Regions from separate parts of the Homo sapiens genome. Here region 2 is linked to region 1. Evidence: chromatin contacts called from ENCODE Hi-C or POLR2A ChIA-PET data. All regions are on one chromosome and are shown on one strand. Each heading gives the region's core, a stretch centred on a gene start or an enhancer-like site at or near the end of the contact. The rest is flanking DNA. Distances are from core to core; before and after follow the strand shown. Region 1 overlaps RPRD1B (regulation of nuclear pre-mRNA domain containing 1B). Region 2 overlaps RPRD1B (regulation of nuclear pre-mRNA domain containing 1B).

Evidence for each region. Hi-C counts contacts between places; a loop is a spot of excess contacts on that map. ChIA-PET counts read pairs that join two places held with the same protein, here RNA polymerase II (POLR2A). Pooled maps may share reads with other maps.
Region 2: a map of B cell shows a loop between it and region 1 (5-fold over the local background). The contact joins two enhancer-like sites. A Hi-C loop is called at or near these places in 1 of 168 maps with a recorded cell type or tissue (B cell), 27 of 37 single-sample maps with no recorded cell type and 9 of 50 pooled maps. POLR2A ChIA-PET finds 5 or more read pairs at or near these places in 14 of 52 experiments (AG04449, BJ, Caco-2 and 10 more).

The regions. Positions count from the first base shown.
Region 1 is chr20:38,054,593-38,062,151 of GRCh38, forward strand. It overlaps RPRD1B (regulation of nuclear pre-mRNA domain containing 1B), which reads left to right. Exons shown (of 7, transcript NM_021215.4): 4 at 2,940-3,052; 5 at 4,802-4,928. Among named protein-coding and RNA genes, the nearest start is that of RPRD1B, 25 kb to the left of the region's middle. Within about 2 kb of position 3,144, at least 8 of the 41 ENCODE cell types and tissues checked have a DNase peak (open chromatin) inside an H3K27ac peak, as active enhancers do.
Region 2 is chr20:38,087,383-38,094,941 of GRCh38, forward strand. It overlaps RPRD1B (regulation of nuclear pre-mRNA domain containing 1B), which reads left to right. Exons shown (of 7, transcript NM_021215.4): 7 at 2,344-4,982. The coding sequence ends at 2,493. LOC124904897 (a long non-coding RNA gene) reads left to right here. Exons shown (of 4, transcript XR_007067578.1): 3 at 481-629; 4 at 727-1,038. Among named protein-coding and RNA genes, the nearest start is that of RPRD1B, 57 kb to the left of the region's middle. RefSeq lists a silencer at 5,525-5,819. Within about 2 kb of position 4,274, at least 8 of the 41 ENCODE cell types and tissues checked have a DNase peak (open chromatin) inside an H3K27ac peak, as active enhancers do.

The sequences.
Region 1 (7,559 bases), core at 1,894-4,393:
GGGGGAAACAAAGGCATGGGTCTGTCTAAGTCCTCCCAGTGCCAAAATTCAGGAATTCTAAGTGTCGAGGTAGTGTTTGATGTTTATATATAATAATTTCTGTGTGAGAGTTTGAAAACGGAAGGATTTCAAGTTTTGTAATTTTTTTCTACCTTCTTTAGCATATCTAATAGTTACTTACTGAGTGCTCTTCTAGGTGCTTGAAAGCAAACAGAACAGTATAAAAAATTTTGAAGTTTGTACTTACCTTCTAATGGCCACTCCTTCCACATGACCACTTTGATGCCACAGTGGCTAAGTGTCTGCATGGGTCATATAGCACACATTAATTAGGCAGCTACTATGTACAAAGTACTGTTAGGTGTTTCTTATGTAAATTTTATCCTAATAGATTTTTCATATTAAAAATATAGCAATCTTTGCTTTGCATAGTAGTGCAGGACTATAACCATGATTGTGCAAGCTGAACCCATGCAAAGCAATCTTTATAATCAGTGGGGAAAATTATGATTGTTCTGTGACTTTTAAAATTTTTTTTGTCAAAGAATTAAAAACTCATTGTTGATTCCAAATGTGTACGGAAACAAAAGAGATAATAAACTAATAGTTATTTAATATGCTGTAACAACAAATTAGAAACATTGAGAATTAAAGTGTGTTTTCTTTGTAACAAACTTATCAAGAGTAGTTTGAACAAGGGTTGCCTTCTTCTGGTATAATTTAGATACATATCAGAGCAAACATCTTTTCTGTGGCTTTGCAAGTTGTCATACTGTATTTTGTTTGGATCAGCTTCCAACATTTTATCTTTTATGCTTTCAGTATTGTAAAATACCTCTCAGTTTCTTTAGCATGCAGTTTTTTTTTTTTGTTAGCGTCTCTTCCTCTAGGACGTTGTCATTCTTTTCATCACTCCCACTTTCTTCATTGCTAAGTTGGCCTCTACACATTCCTCTGGCCATGGATCTAGGCTCCCTCTGATGCTGGCAGTGGCAGCATCCTGCAGCGTGCTCTTTCTTCTGTAACTCCACTAATATGCCATTGGGATTTCAGTTCCGGCATTAGCTTTTGTTTCAGTTTCTTTGTTCCACATTTGTCTTTATGATCAATACCCTCTTCTGATCGTTCATTTTTATAAAATGTCGTGGGTGTTATCACTGGGCGATAAGGAGACAGCACAGCGAAGCACTTTGCTGTCTTTGTGTGACCTGCATAACAGGTGTTCAGTGACCAATCACTGATTGACTTCAAGAATGATGTGATTGGTCCCTGATCATGATTTGGGGGCTGAAGTTAGCAGCAAAATTTGTACTTTATGCAACTACTCAAGAGTTAATATGCCATGGTAACTGAAGTTTGAACTTGTTTTATTGAGGGACTGGTGTCATTTAACGAAGCCATGGTAACAAATCTGTGTATAATAGTATGCGCAAAGTGAGGACGGCCTGTATTGCAGATGTTCCTGTCTCCTTTTTTTGTAATAGACAGAATCATTAAGAAGAAGTGAAACTTGGCCAGGCGTGATGGCTCACACCTGTAATCCCAGGACTTTGGGAGACCAAGGCGGGTGGGTCACTGGAGGCCAGGAGTTCGAGACCAGCCTGGCCAACATGGTGAATGAAACCCTGACTCTACTAAAAATACAAAAATTAGCCAGGCATGGGGGCAAATGCCTGTAATCCCAGCTACTCAGGAGGCTGAGGTGGGAGAATTGCTGGAACCCAGGAGGCGGAAGTTGCAGTGAGCTGAGAATGTGTCACTGCACTCCAGCCTGGGCAAGAGAGCAAAAACTCCATCTAAAAAAAAAAAATAAAAATAAAACTCATGATATTGACCTGGCTTTCACTTCAAACGTGAGTTTGGTCAGTTAGTATATGATGTATATAATGTAGAGAACAGGAGCTACGTGACTTGTTTCCAGAAGAAAATGTGTAAGCAAAAAATGTGTATGTATCTGCAGCAGGTGCCTGGTGTCCCCTTTTTTCTAAATGAGAGGGTACCTGTGTGGTGCTAAGTAATTTGAGTGCAGTGGAAAGAGGACAGGTTTTGGAGTCATACCGTAAGTGTGTCATTTAACCTCCCTGGCCTTTGTTTTCTCACCTTTCAGCTGGAGATGCTGTATCTTAAAATTGTTGGAAAGATTAAAAGGAAACTATTGCAATGCCAGGCACAGGCTGTGTCCAATATTTCTTTACTTTCGAAACTAGAATTTATCATTTAGATTTATTTCCCACAATTGTTTGGCATTTATTTTGTATTGTCTAATTTGATGCAAAAAGAATGATTTTGGAATTAACACATCTATCATAACAATGTAAAAACATACGGTGCAGATAGATCATAAATAATGTAACCTGTCAGCCTCAAAAGTGGTTAAATTTAAAATGGTAACTTAAGTAATTTTTCTCAGTAGTATCAATCACATGTCTCAGTAATGGTTATTTTAATTTTAAGGTAAAATTAGATTTATTTTATTTTTAGGGGAATAGTGTAAAGAATATTTGTGTTTGACACAATTTTATTGATAAAATTTTCTCTCCTGTTTTCTGAAATGATCCCTGGAAAGCATAACGTATCTCATTTTATACACAATATCTTCTCTGTAAACCCTAGCACACGTTGGTTTGCTTCATTGTATTGTCCCATGAGTTTCTTACTCAAGTGTGATAGTTGGGTAAGTTTTCGCTTTAGATGCCTGTTTTCTGTAGTATTTTACCAGAGAATCAATCTGAGATGACGGACAAAGACCTGTTTGACTCTTTTCAGTAATGTAGGGAACTACAGTCAATTTAAAATAACTAGCATAAAGGTTACTATTAAGCCATTCTGAAAATGTGTGCCCCTTCTGCCCTGTTTTTACATGTGGCCCATTGTGCATAGCATGTGACTTATCACTACAGGATATGTGACTCAAATTTATTACTTTCTCTTTTGTCTAGCAACAGAAGAGAAGAAATCTCTGAAACGAACTTTTCAGCAAATTCAGGAGGAGGAGGATGACGACTACCCTGGCAGCTACTCTCCTCAGGATCCTTCTGCAGGACCCCTCTTGGTAGGTCTTGACCCCCAGAGAGTAGGGAACAGTGGCTTAAAGTGACCTCTAGTTGAAGACTATGGCCACAAGGTGGCGCCAGTGACCACTGGTATGGAATCATCAGAGGGCACCTCTCAGGGGCCCCGTGCATCATCCTGCCCAAAGGAGCTTGCCGGATGGCAGGTGTCAGTATGTCTTTGCGTGCCATAACTCTGGGATGGGCTTATGTTTTATAAAGTACTTGGACTTGGTTTTTTCAATCCTAGAAATTAAGAATATTCTTTAAAAATAGATTTTGGAGAAAGGGATAGATAATATTACAAAGATATTCAAAAGTCGTCTACCATGGCCTGTCTCCAGTAGCATGGTAGTTTTATAAAGTAACTCATTAATATCTAAAGACAGTCTATGTGTCAATAGCAAATTTGCTGCACTGTAGCCTATTAAATATTGAAACAAGGAGTTAGTCTTTACCCATGTGTTTGTGTTATTTGGCTATACAGGTTAGCTTACAAAATCTAAATGAAAGAAGTTGGGCACAAGGTGACAGTTTAAGTAACTTGACCAGTGTCTTAATTTAAATCCAGGTGTGTCTGACTTCAGAGCCCATGCTCTTTTCAAGGCGGGGGCGGGGGGGGCTTCATCTTATTTTGCCTAAAACAGCTTTATTACACATGGTCATGCTTAAAGCCTATGTAAATAGGAAACATGTCTAGTTTGTGTTATGTTACGGTGTTGAGTTAGACTAGGGATTAAATGACAGCAGTGTTAGGTCATATATCTTTGGATTTAAACACTTTAAAGACTACAGCCTAGATTATTACCTTTCAGGGTAATCTAACTACCATCTACAGAGCTAGCTACTCCTTGGTGATTATGGAGTGGCCTGTTAGCATTGTTTTCTGACAATTTAAGAAACTCCTTTTTGATATATACAGAAAATGTATCCCTGGTTTACTTTTCTTGTTTTTTCCCCCTGGGTTTATAATAAGTTTGATACATTTAATTTTGGGAGTGACATCCATTTTGTCAAGAAAACCCAAGAAAGAATTGAAGTAGGTTGATCAGTCAACATATAATTTTTTCCTTCTCCTTCTTGAGACAGGATCTTGCTCTGTTACCCAGGCTGGCGTGCAGTAGCATGATCATAGTTCACTGCAAACTCAACCTCTGGGGCTCAAGTGATACTCCTACCTCAGCCTCCCAAGTAGCTGGGACTATAGACATATGCCACCATGCTTGGCTTATTATTTTATTTTAATTTTTTTGTAGAGACAGGGTGTCGCTATATTGTCCAGGCTGGTCTCGAACTCCTGGGCTCAAGTGATCCTCCTGCCTTGGCTTCCCAAAGTGCTAGGATTACAGGTGCGAGCCACCACACCTGGCCACAACACACAGTTGTTAACATCTGATATTTATACCTTTATTCTATACTGGAAATGATACATCATTTGAAATTAAGCAACATGAACCAAACTCCATTGTTTTGAATTGCCAAAAACATGTTCTTTTAGAATTAAAAAATAATAATAATTATTCAGAATTTCATTCATGTTCTGCCATGGACTTAGATAAACTAATTTTGTGGATTTTCTTAGAGTCCGTGACATTGACTTACATGTAAGCTCTGGGGCTAAGAACAGTTTTTTTTAAGAAATGGCAGGAATGACTGTTTTTAGAATTTGCCTCCACCTCATTTAACTCCAACTAATTTTCTTTAAACCCCATGTCTTAATGGGTAGTGTTGTTTGTGTTTTCATCTTACAGACTGAGGAACTAATCAAAGCTTTGCAGGATCTGGAAAATGCCGCATCAGGGGATGCTACTGTCCGACAGAAAATTGCTTCTCTGCCCCAGGAAGTGCAAGATGTTTCTCTATTGGAAAAAATAACAGGTGAGAAGGTAGAGTTTGGGTGAAAGGTGAGGAGAGAGGGACATAACTGTAATGCAGTAACCCTAGGCCATACTTAACGTCTGCAGGTATAGACTACTTTCCATGTTGTATTGGTTGCTCTACCATCTTGGGATTTGCAAACATAACTCACATGGTGAACAAAGAAACTTTTGAAATAGTCAAAGCTTGAATAGTGATTCTAGGAATTATTGCAGAAATGCTGGTGTGCCACAACCTGTGGCTCTCTAAATAAGGTCTGTTAAAAACATAGTACAAATTGTGTGCGTGTGGGGTGGGTGGGGGAGATTAGGTATTATTCTGTCTGTTAGACTCATAACCCTCTTACTAAAAGAAAAAAAATTATGATTCAGGGCTGTGTGATTTGTGCCCTGCTCTCTGACAAGCCCCGTAGATGATAGTGCGTTCAGTGCCAGGAATTTCAGGTGTCTGTTAGACATGTCATTTTGCCCTAGTCGTGACCTCCCTAGTTAAACAGGGAGGGGCAGTTGACACGATTCCTGCTTTCCTTATGGGAAATTGAAAGGAAGGAATGAAGCATGAACTAATATTGACAGTAGGCTTTGCACCGGTACTTCTGTTCTTTGTGATAGTCTTTGGAGGTGACTAAATGTGTGTCTCCATATTGCATAGGAGGACATTGAGGCTTTGAGAAGATAGGTGTCTTGTCCAAGGTCACACAAGTAGTGGATCTTGGGATTCTAATCTAGGCTGCAAAGCCTATGTTCCTCCCCTTACAAAAGCTCAGACCTTTCATTCCATTGTCTTCCAAAGGCCACCATTTTCCCACTCCAGTCCCTTGACTTGGCTGCTTCTCTAACTTCTTCCATATCTATCTAAAGGAAATCAAGGTCACTGATGAAATATTTCCCTCAACAAATATTTGAGGCCCACCTATATCCCCTCAAGTGAAGTGTCAAGAAGGAAAATAAAGCAGGGCAGTGGGAGCGGAAAATGATTGCAGGCGGTATTAATGGTATTTTAAAGGTGTTTGGGGAAAGCCTTTCTGATGAGATGACCTTGAGCAGAGACCCGAAAAATTAGGAAGCAAGCCATGAGGATATCCAAGGGAAGGAAGGGCCACCAGGCAGTGGAAGCAGCACAGGGAAAGACCTCAGGCAGTGGGCGTACTGGGTTGGAGAACACAGCTCGGAGGCCTTGTGAGTCACGCAAGAAGCATCTCAGCCCCTCACTCTGCTTTCCCACCCCAGGAATTCACCCCACTGGGACCTGCAGTCTCTTGATTCCTCCCCCACCTCTTCCTAGTCCTCGAGTCCTCATTTTCTTCTTTATTCAGATTGGAGTCTCTCTTTTCACTTCCTCACACACACCTTCAACCCATTTTCTTCTCTTTCTCCCTTCAGTGTAGTCTCCTGGCAAAATCCCTAAACAGGTTAAATCACATTTTAAAAATACTTACTACTAAAAGGACCACTTCATTTATTCTTACTGTCAAAATCATAATCTGCAAAAATTGCAAGCAAGTTAATGTAAAGCTAGCCATGTATGTAATTTTGTTTCTCTGTTTCACTGACCTAAAGGTCTCATGTAGCTTCCTTTTAAAATACTTTTTTAATTTTGATTTTTAATTGTGGTAAAATACATATAAAATGGTAAGCTACATAAAACACAAAGGTGTACAATTTAGTTGTGCTAAGTATTCTCATGTTGTTATACAACCAGTTTCCAGAGTTCTTTTCGTCTTGCCAAACTGAAACTCTATACCCGTTAAACAATAACTCATCATTTTTCACTTCCCATATCACCTGGCAACCACCATTCTTAAATTTAGCTTTTTGTCTGTTCCTTTCCCGAACCTGTGTAGTGGAATGTGGCTGGGAAAAACTAACATGTCTGAGTTGACTTTTCCTCCTATTTCTCTACATGGACATGCTATTTTCTAAACCCGCCTCTCTGTGTATTAGATCTGCTCCTTCTCATCTAGCCAAGGCCATTGCTCCAACAATGCTCCCTCTTTCTCCTGCATTCTCCATTTTTTACTCTTTACTGGATCATTCTCAATAGCATAAAAACATGAATTTTTCCCCCACTTGGGAAGATTTTTTTCTTGACCTCATATCTTCCTCTAGCTACTGCCTCATTTCTCTGTTCTTTTTAGCCAAACCACCTGAATGGATTGCCTGTGCTGTCTCTCTACTTCCCGTCCTCCCAGTTGCTGATGACTTCCTTGTTGCTGAACTCAATGGTGGATTCTCTGCCCCCATCTTAACTTCACCCCAGTAGTATTTGGCCCAGTAGATTATTTCTTCTTCCTGAAAATACTTTCTTCACTTGGTGTAGTAGTTGGAATAATGCCTCCTGACCCCCCACCCCGCAAACACCCATGTTTTAATCCACAGAACCTGTGTATATGTAATCTTATATGGCCAAGGGACTTGGCAGGTGTGATTAAATATCTTGAGATGAGGAGATTACCCTGGATTATTTAAGAGGGCCCAGTGTAATCACAGGGTCCTTGTAAGAGGAAGGTGGGAGAGGGGGAATGAGAAGGAGGTATTACCGTGGAAGCAGAGGTTGGAGCGATGTGCTTTGAAGATGGAGGAAGCAACTGTGATAAGGCATAAGATAATTAATTGGTGATATTCCAAGCCA
Region 2 (7,559 bases), core at 3,024-5,523, 34 kb after region 1:
CCAAGAGTAAGGAGTCTTGGATTCTGATCCCAGCTCAGCTTCTAGAGACTTGGTGGTTTTCAAATTGTTCTTGAGGGACTCCTTCAACTGAAGGGCTCCCTAGTTGCCAAGAGTGGTTGGTTCTGAGTCGAGGTGGCTTTGATTTGTCAGCTTTGGTCAGAGAATTCAGGCAGGGGGCAGGAAGTCCGTGTTCTGTAGTTGTTTTGTTATTTTACCCTTTTTATACCTTCCATTCAGGAGAAGTTTATTAGATGAATCCGTGTCCAGAAATAGAGAATTAGTTGCCTTCATCCTTTATATTAATTTCCCTTGAAGTATAAACAGCCAAAGAAGAAAAGTACTTGTGGGAGAAAGGGGGTTCAGATCCTCAAATTTGAAAATAGTTTTCAACTTCAGGAACGTGAAAGGTGACTGTTAACCAAAGTCTGAGTCTCAGGAGCTACTTCATGTGGTATGCTTTTACCTGATGTTATGTTTTAGATATGGCTCATTCATTCGGCACATGTGCTGGGTGCCTACTGTTTGCTGGACACTGCGGAGCCTGGTGGATGCTGGGGGAAGCAGATGGGTCTGGTCCTGGCCTCCAGGAGCTTACTAGTTAAATGTGGGAGTCATTGCTAATCATTTACGTAAGTCATTGTTTAATTTTAGTTGTGGTAAGTTTACAAAGAAAAGAAATGGGCTGCTAGGAGAGCTCACTCTCTACCCTTTTCTCTTCCTTTGTAGACTGTGTGAGGAGCTCTCATTGCGGGTGGGAGACTGATTGCCTGCAGTAATGGGGAGAGGATATGCCTGGTTCCCTCCTCTCACTCCTTGCTTGGACTTTTGTCTTTACAACTTGAACTAAGTATTCTCCATTTGACCTTTTTCCTGCCTCATTATTCTTCCCAGACATTCTCTAGCTTCTACTTTCTGCCTCTTCAGGTGTGCATCAGGGATCTGGTATCAAGGAATTTAGAACTTGAAAAGAAGTGTTATGGTCCAGTTCCCTCACTTTCAGATATGGAAGAAGGGAACACATCCACGGTCACACAGCAGGTTAGAGGCAGAACCAGGACCAAGCCTAGGTCTCTGCATCTCAGCCCAGGGCTTCTTGTTACATTCCTGCAGGAAGGGCTTTCTAAGTCAGCAGGGGCCCAGCGTCAGGGACCTACTTACCCTTGCAGAGACACTGAGAGGACAAAAACTAAGCCCCAAGGGGGCCAACAGCCCCAGACTTCACATGGCCTAGGGTTGTTTTCTATATATCTTGGCAGATTTATCAAGAGTACCTTTTTCCGGGAGCTGAGGAAAGAAAAAAAATATGCCCCATTCCTATCATTAGGGGATTCATATTCTAGAGGAACATAGAAGTCTCACATGTATGGAGAGAGCATAGAGCAGCTTGCTAGGGGCTCAGGTACACACCCTGTGTGAGGGAGAGCTCTGGAGCAGGAGGAGATGCGGAGTCGTCTCCTGGATGCAGAGCAAGGATTTTCCTAGAGAGGTGGAGTCCAGATAGTCCAAGGAGCAGAGGAGTGGAGGCCAGGCTTTGCTAGGGCTAGGAGAAGAGAGAGACCCCCTCCAGGCTTGCGGGGAATCCTGAAAAAATGGTCCACACAGACAAAGAGGGTTAGGAGGTTGTGAGGCAGGGGCTGATTTTGTAAGACCTTGAACTCTGCTCTGAAGGACCAGATCATGGAGCTAGTGGGGTGCCGTGCCTCACTTTCTCAAGGGAGTGGTTTCATGAAAGCTGGGCTTTTGGGAGAGAAGTCTGGTGGCATTTTAGGAGCCCTAGGGGTCAGGAGGCCTAACCAGGGACTTACTGCAGTGACTCAGTTATGGAATGAGGAGGCCCTGGTCACAGGGAGTAGCAGTGGGGTATTTTGAGCTTCTATAGTGCTTGTTTGCAAAACATGATAAATTTAGGTTAATCTCCAAGCTTTAACATAGGAAGTATAACTTCAGTGTTTTTTTTCTTGCCATATCTAGGTGGAGTCCGCAAAGAAATTGTGAGGCTCAGGTGTCTGTTTTATTTTATAAAGCATTTTGAAACTTTTGAGAACCAACAAAAAGAGAATGCAAATACCAAGTGTTATTTCTTTCTACTTCCAAATCTCAAGCCCTAAATTGAATACCATTTAATTCACTGTTGCCAATATGGCACTCTGCGTTCCTTTTTTGATAGAAAGTTTTGCCTTTTGAGCATTTGAAGCCCTAGCTTTGTGATATAGCTGAACAGGGTGGGCAGGCTGGTGGGGACAAGGAAGAACACGAGGACGAGAGTAGCTGCCCGGCTCCAGCAGCACCCATGCCCTCGGCACGCACAGACTTAACGGTATTGTCTTCTCTTTATCTCCTTAGGAATACAAACAGAAGCTTGCACGAGTAACCCAGGTCCGCAAGGAACTGAAATCCCATATTCAGAGCTTGCCAGACCTCTCACTGCTGCCCAACGTCACAGGGGGCTTAGCCCCCCTGCCCTCTGCTGGGGACCTGTTTTCAACTGACTAGGATGGGTGTCATGTCCCAGATTTCTGTTTGTACCAGCAGAAAGAAGAGGGCAAGTCATGGTTGGAAATAACCTTCTAGCCCCTGGTTCTATCCCTTCTTCCGCCCAGCCCCCCAGCCTCAAGAAAGAACCTCAGACTCTGATTCTCCTCTTCAGCCTCTCATCTTGAGCACAGTTCAGAACAGTGGCGACTGGAATCTGGTTTATATTCATATTTGCAAAGACTACAGACTTTTTCTCCCACTTCATATTTTCATGCCCCCCTGTTGGTTTTCCATTCTTAACTGTCTCCTTATACCTAAGAAGTTATGAAAATCATGTGTACTTCTGGAAGCTTTCGAAAGAATCTTGTCCCTCATGACAGCATTTTATCATGAAAGCAGCTTCTCCTTTCTGGGCTGGGCTTGTTCAAGTTCGGTGTGGGCTTCCACTAAGGCACTTGTCCTGGAGACGTTGGCTTTCCCAGCTGCATCTGCCCCAAAAGGTTGTAGGCACAGCTGTCGTAGCGTTGCCATAAAGAGTTTGCCAAATCTCTGATCCTCCCTTTCCATTGCTTCTCCTAGTGATGCACGAAGATTAGGTGCATTTATTTTGTAAACAGATTGGAGAATCTAGCAATAAGATTCAAAGCTAATCTGGAGCATAAAGGCACAGTTCAGAGACAGAATAACAGGGATCACAAGCATGAATTAAAAGGAATTTATTTGCTTCAAGTTCCTAGATACAACCTTCCCATGCTGCACTTCTCCACTGTCGGAGCACGTTCCGAAAAACAGAATGCCTTGATCCCTGGTGGGTGCGAAGGCAGTTGTTAGGGATGGCAGGCATTGGTGGGCTCCAAAAGATGAAGGCCCCACACACAGGTGTGCTGCATTTGGGATCTGTGTGGGTGTTTCTTGGACCCTTTCTTCTGGGAGTAGGGTACACACTAACGTTTAATCCGCTGTCTGGGTGCATGTCCACAGTACGGTGGCTAAACTCGAACATCACTGCAAATAGGACGCTGAGCAGGTCCGTCTGTCATGTCACGCCACTGCACAGGTCCTTGTCCCCACACGACGGGGAGTACTTGCGTCAGATGTTATTGAATAGCTCGTCTCGGGCAGGGGAAGCGGGGAGTTGGGGATATTAATTGGGGGTTTTAATTCTATTATCATGTCAGCTGACATTATGACTATATAATGTAGTTAGAGACAATTTTTATCTTGCTTATAGTAAAGGTTCAGCCTGCCAATTGTAAATCATTCTAATTTGGCAGGCTTATTTTTGACATTGGAAAGGGCAGAAAGCGATTTGCCCCAGTAGTGTAATAGGAGTTATAGACCAGAGGCTGAAACCCAAACTATATAAAAAGGAATTCAGTGGAGGGGGCTTTGTAATCTCCATTAATTTGTGTTGCTACTTCCAGGATCACCAAAAATTACATGTAATTTTACATGTTAAACACATTGAAACATAACCTATGTTTATAAAGCATAACGGGCTTCCCTTCCAGAAGCTCTCCTGCTTGTCATGAAGTGAGAACAATGAAAAGTCATAGCAGATACTCAGTTTAACTCTGTGTAGAACCTAGTAGTGTTTGAGCTGTTATTCAGATTTGAATTCAGACTGTGTGTTGTTTGCTTATGGACACTGCCTGTCGTTCTGTCACTGTTAAATTAATGAGTCTATAAGGTTTTTCTTCCAGAGGCCATAGGTGACATCACTAAAATTGCAAGATAAATTGTAATCTTTGCTGCTGCTGCACTCCCCAACCTCTCCCCCACCCCCCGTGGTGTGCTGCTTTCTAGATGAGCGTGTTTTGGAGCAGGCCCATCTGGGACACTCTATGCTTTCACCAAGGAAGTGCGATCTGAGCAGCCACAATCCAGCCAAAAGAGGATCGTAGATATTTGCTCTGATCAACTAGATGAAAATATAGCAGAATGGATTTAGCCCACTGCTCTGTTTTATCCAACTGAGTCTCTGACCAGCAATTGGTGCATAATTATTACAGCAAAAGTTAAGAAATGAAACTGTAGCAATTATGTAAATGAATGTGTTGGCCTCTTAATACCTGTTACTAGTGGACTTCCTGTGAGGAAGTTAGTTTTTTGTTTTGATGAAATGCTTTCGTTTTTTAAATCTTAATTCTGCTGTCCACATCCTCCCAAAGTGTGCTTACTTCATTTGTTTAATTTAAATGAACTTTCCTCCTTGTATGTATGAGGTGACTTGGTGGGTGGGGTGGGTGGTTTTTGTTTTTGTGTTTTTTCTTTCTTAGGGCATCTGTAGGCCTCAAAGGACCTTTCCTTTAGGTCATATTCCTCAGAAAGTCTTCAATCTTCCCTTGTTTTTGTTTGTTTGTTTTTCTTAAAGAATATTTTCAAAGCTTAAATTTGTATATTAATTTAGGACTATTTAGAAGTATAGGCTGTCGTTGGCGGCAGCAGTATATTCTGAAATGTCTCATAGATATATATTTTTGAATAAAGATGGTGTTGTTGAACAACATTGTGTGATTTTTTTTTTAAACTACCCTGTTACTGAAAACAGTGCCTTTCTTTGTAAGCAGTGGGTGATTAGTAATCACCAATAGAGAATGTGCTGTCGGCACAGAATCTTGTCCCTTGGGAGTTTTTGTGTCTGTTAGCGGCACATAAATACTCAGCATTTACGTAGTATTTTCTGGTTCTTTCCAGGGGCTTAATTAGCTTTAATTAGGCAGTCCACACAGTACCCATGAGAGGTGCCGCCATAGTTTTACCCTCATTGTACAGAAGTGGGAACTGATGGAGAGAGATTAAATGACTCTTCCCCCATACTTCACAGCCAATCTCTGACAGATTAAAACTTGGAAGTTCTTTGATTTTAGCGCCTTTGTTCACACCAGTAGGCCTCCTGAGAGCGATTTGATTTTGGCAGTACACGGAAAGCCACGCTGAACAGTAAAAAGACGAAAAATGTGAGATAATTGCGAACCCAAGTGGTATGTCTCTTAAAAACAGTCATGGCTTTGCTTTGTCCTTTTCACTTGTACATGGAGTGAAAGCATATTGACTGTGTATTGCTGGTTAAAGCTCTCAAAATAACAAAAATGATTTTGAATTAGGTCCTTTTGAAGCAAGTGATATGTTTGGAAGGATCATAAACCTGTCCACTGGGTAATGGCAGCATCTGCCAGAAGAAGTGGGGTTATCTTATGGTGCAAAAACCTCTGTAGTAGGTGTGGTTCATCAAGACTGCAACCCAGATAAGTCCAGTATTAGGAAAATTGAGACTGCATTACCCAAGTTCTGTTAAAATATGAAAGTTGGATGTTACATGTGAATCTCAAGAGACAAGATCTCCTTCTGTGTCCCCAGATTTCATGGTCTAATTTCTTCACTCCTCCCTATAAATAGTAAGTCCATGATTCTTCTGGTTTAATTAGCACTTCAGGCTACAAAATGACTTTGAGGTCTTCAGAGCTGAAGATGGAGCTACCCAAGAGTCCATGAATCTGTCAAAATGCTTATCCTTTGTGACTAGAGCCATTAACTCTCTGTGTCACCTTCCTGGGCAAGGTATTTTCCTCTCTGGGCCTCAGTTTTTTCTTTCTTTTTTTTTTTTTTTTTTTTTTTTTTCTTTTTGAGACAGGATCTAACTCTTGCCCAGGCTGGTGCAACCTTAGCTCACTGCAGCCTCAATCTCCTCGTCTCAAGCTATCCTCCTATCTCAGCCTCTCAAGGAGCTAGGACTACAGGCATCTACCCACGCCTGGCCAATTTTTTTCTTTTCTTGACTTTTTTTAGAGATAGGGACTCACTATGTTGTCTAGGCTTGTCTCGAATTCTTGGGCTCAAGCAATCCTCCCGCCTTGACCTCCCAAAGTGCTAGGATTGTAGGCATGAGCCACCACAGCCAGCCTCAGCTTTCTTACCTGCAAAATGTAGTATTGGACTAAATTATCTCTAGGTTTTCTGCGAGCCCTAAAAGCTACGATTGTTGTGCTGCATAAGAAGCATATGGGACTGAAGTCTGAGAACTCTGGATGGTATATCCTGGGCACGCAGTACTATTTGTTAGAGAAATGAATAGTATCACCATTGTGCTGTGTATACATAGGAAACCCTGGAGACCATAGTCTAAAGATCGGGGCACAGGAGACAGTGCCACGACCGGGAAGATGGGAGTAAACACAGTAGTTCACTGCACAAAATTCATATTTGGTTTATTTGGGATCTTTAAGAAAAAGCCATTTGCTAGCATGGTTTCCTCTTTTACTTTCTCCTGGAATAATTCATCTGGCTAAAGCTCATCGCTCACTGCTACCTCTGTAGGATTTTCCATTTAAAAATCATGCTTCCACTCTGAGGCACAGATTCAATTAAGAATCCATTCTCCTGTACAGTAGGTTGGGATTCATACAGCTTTATGTAGTGTTGAAAGCCCAGTGTGTTCACTTTTTTTAGACTCAAATAGTTATTTTGCATTAAAAATTCATTTCTACCATTGGTTTGATAAATATTAAAATTAGCAGGCCATTTATCTAGTATTTTTTGTGAATAAGAGGCAGCTGTGATGAGTGAAAACTCATATCTTCTCATCTCCTCTCACTATGATGACCTTGGGCAAGTCACTCAGCCCTTGGGGACCTCAGCTGCTTCTTACAGGAAATGAGTAGGGTTGATTACGTAACCTCTGAAGTCCTGTGACTAGGTTTTCAGAATATTTCTTCCTACTGAGAATCTTAATAAACTCAGTACCTGAATAATGTACTCCATAGATTTTAAAATACTCACTATACAAATTCTTAGGAAAGAAAGTAGTTACCAACATACTTGTTAATAACTGAGATGTTTGTAAAAAGGGCCTAGTGCTTTGGTACAAATTAGGGACTCAGTGGTGGCTGTTACTATGTTAAATAATGAATGCAGGTATTTATAAACACATGTAACAAGATTAAAATAGATGTCTGCTGGAAGGAGTAATAGAGACCACATGGCTAGACCATCTGCAGCATTTACAACAGAGTGGTCAAAAACCTGTCATCCTCAACCCCCCTCACCCACTTTAAGGGTATGAAAAGAGTCAGGAGTTAAGAGGT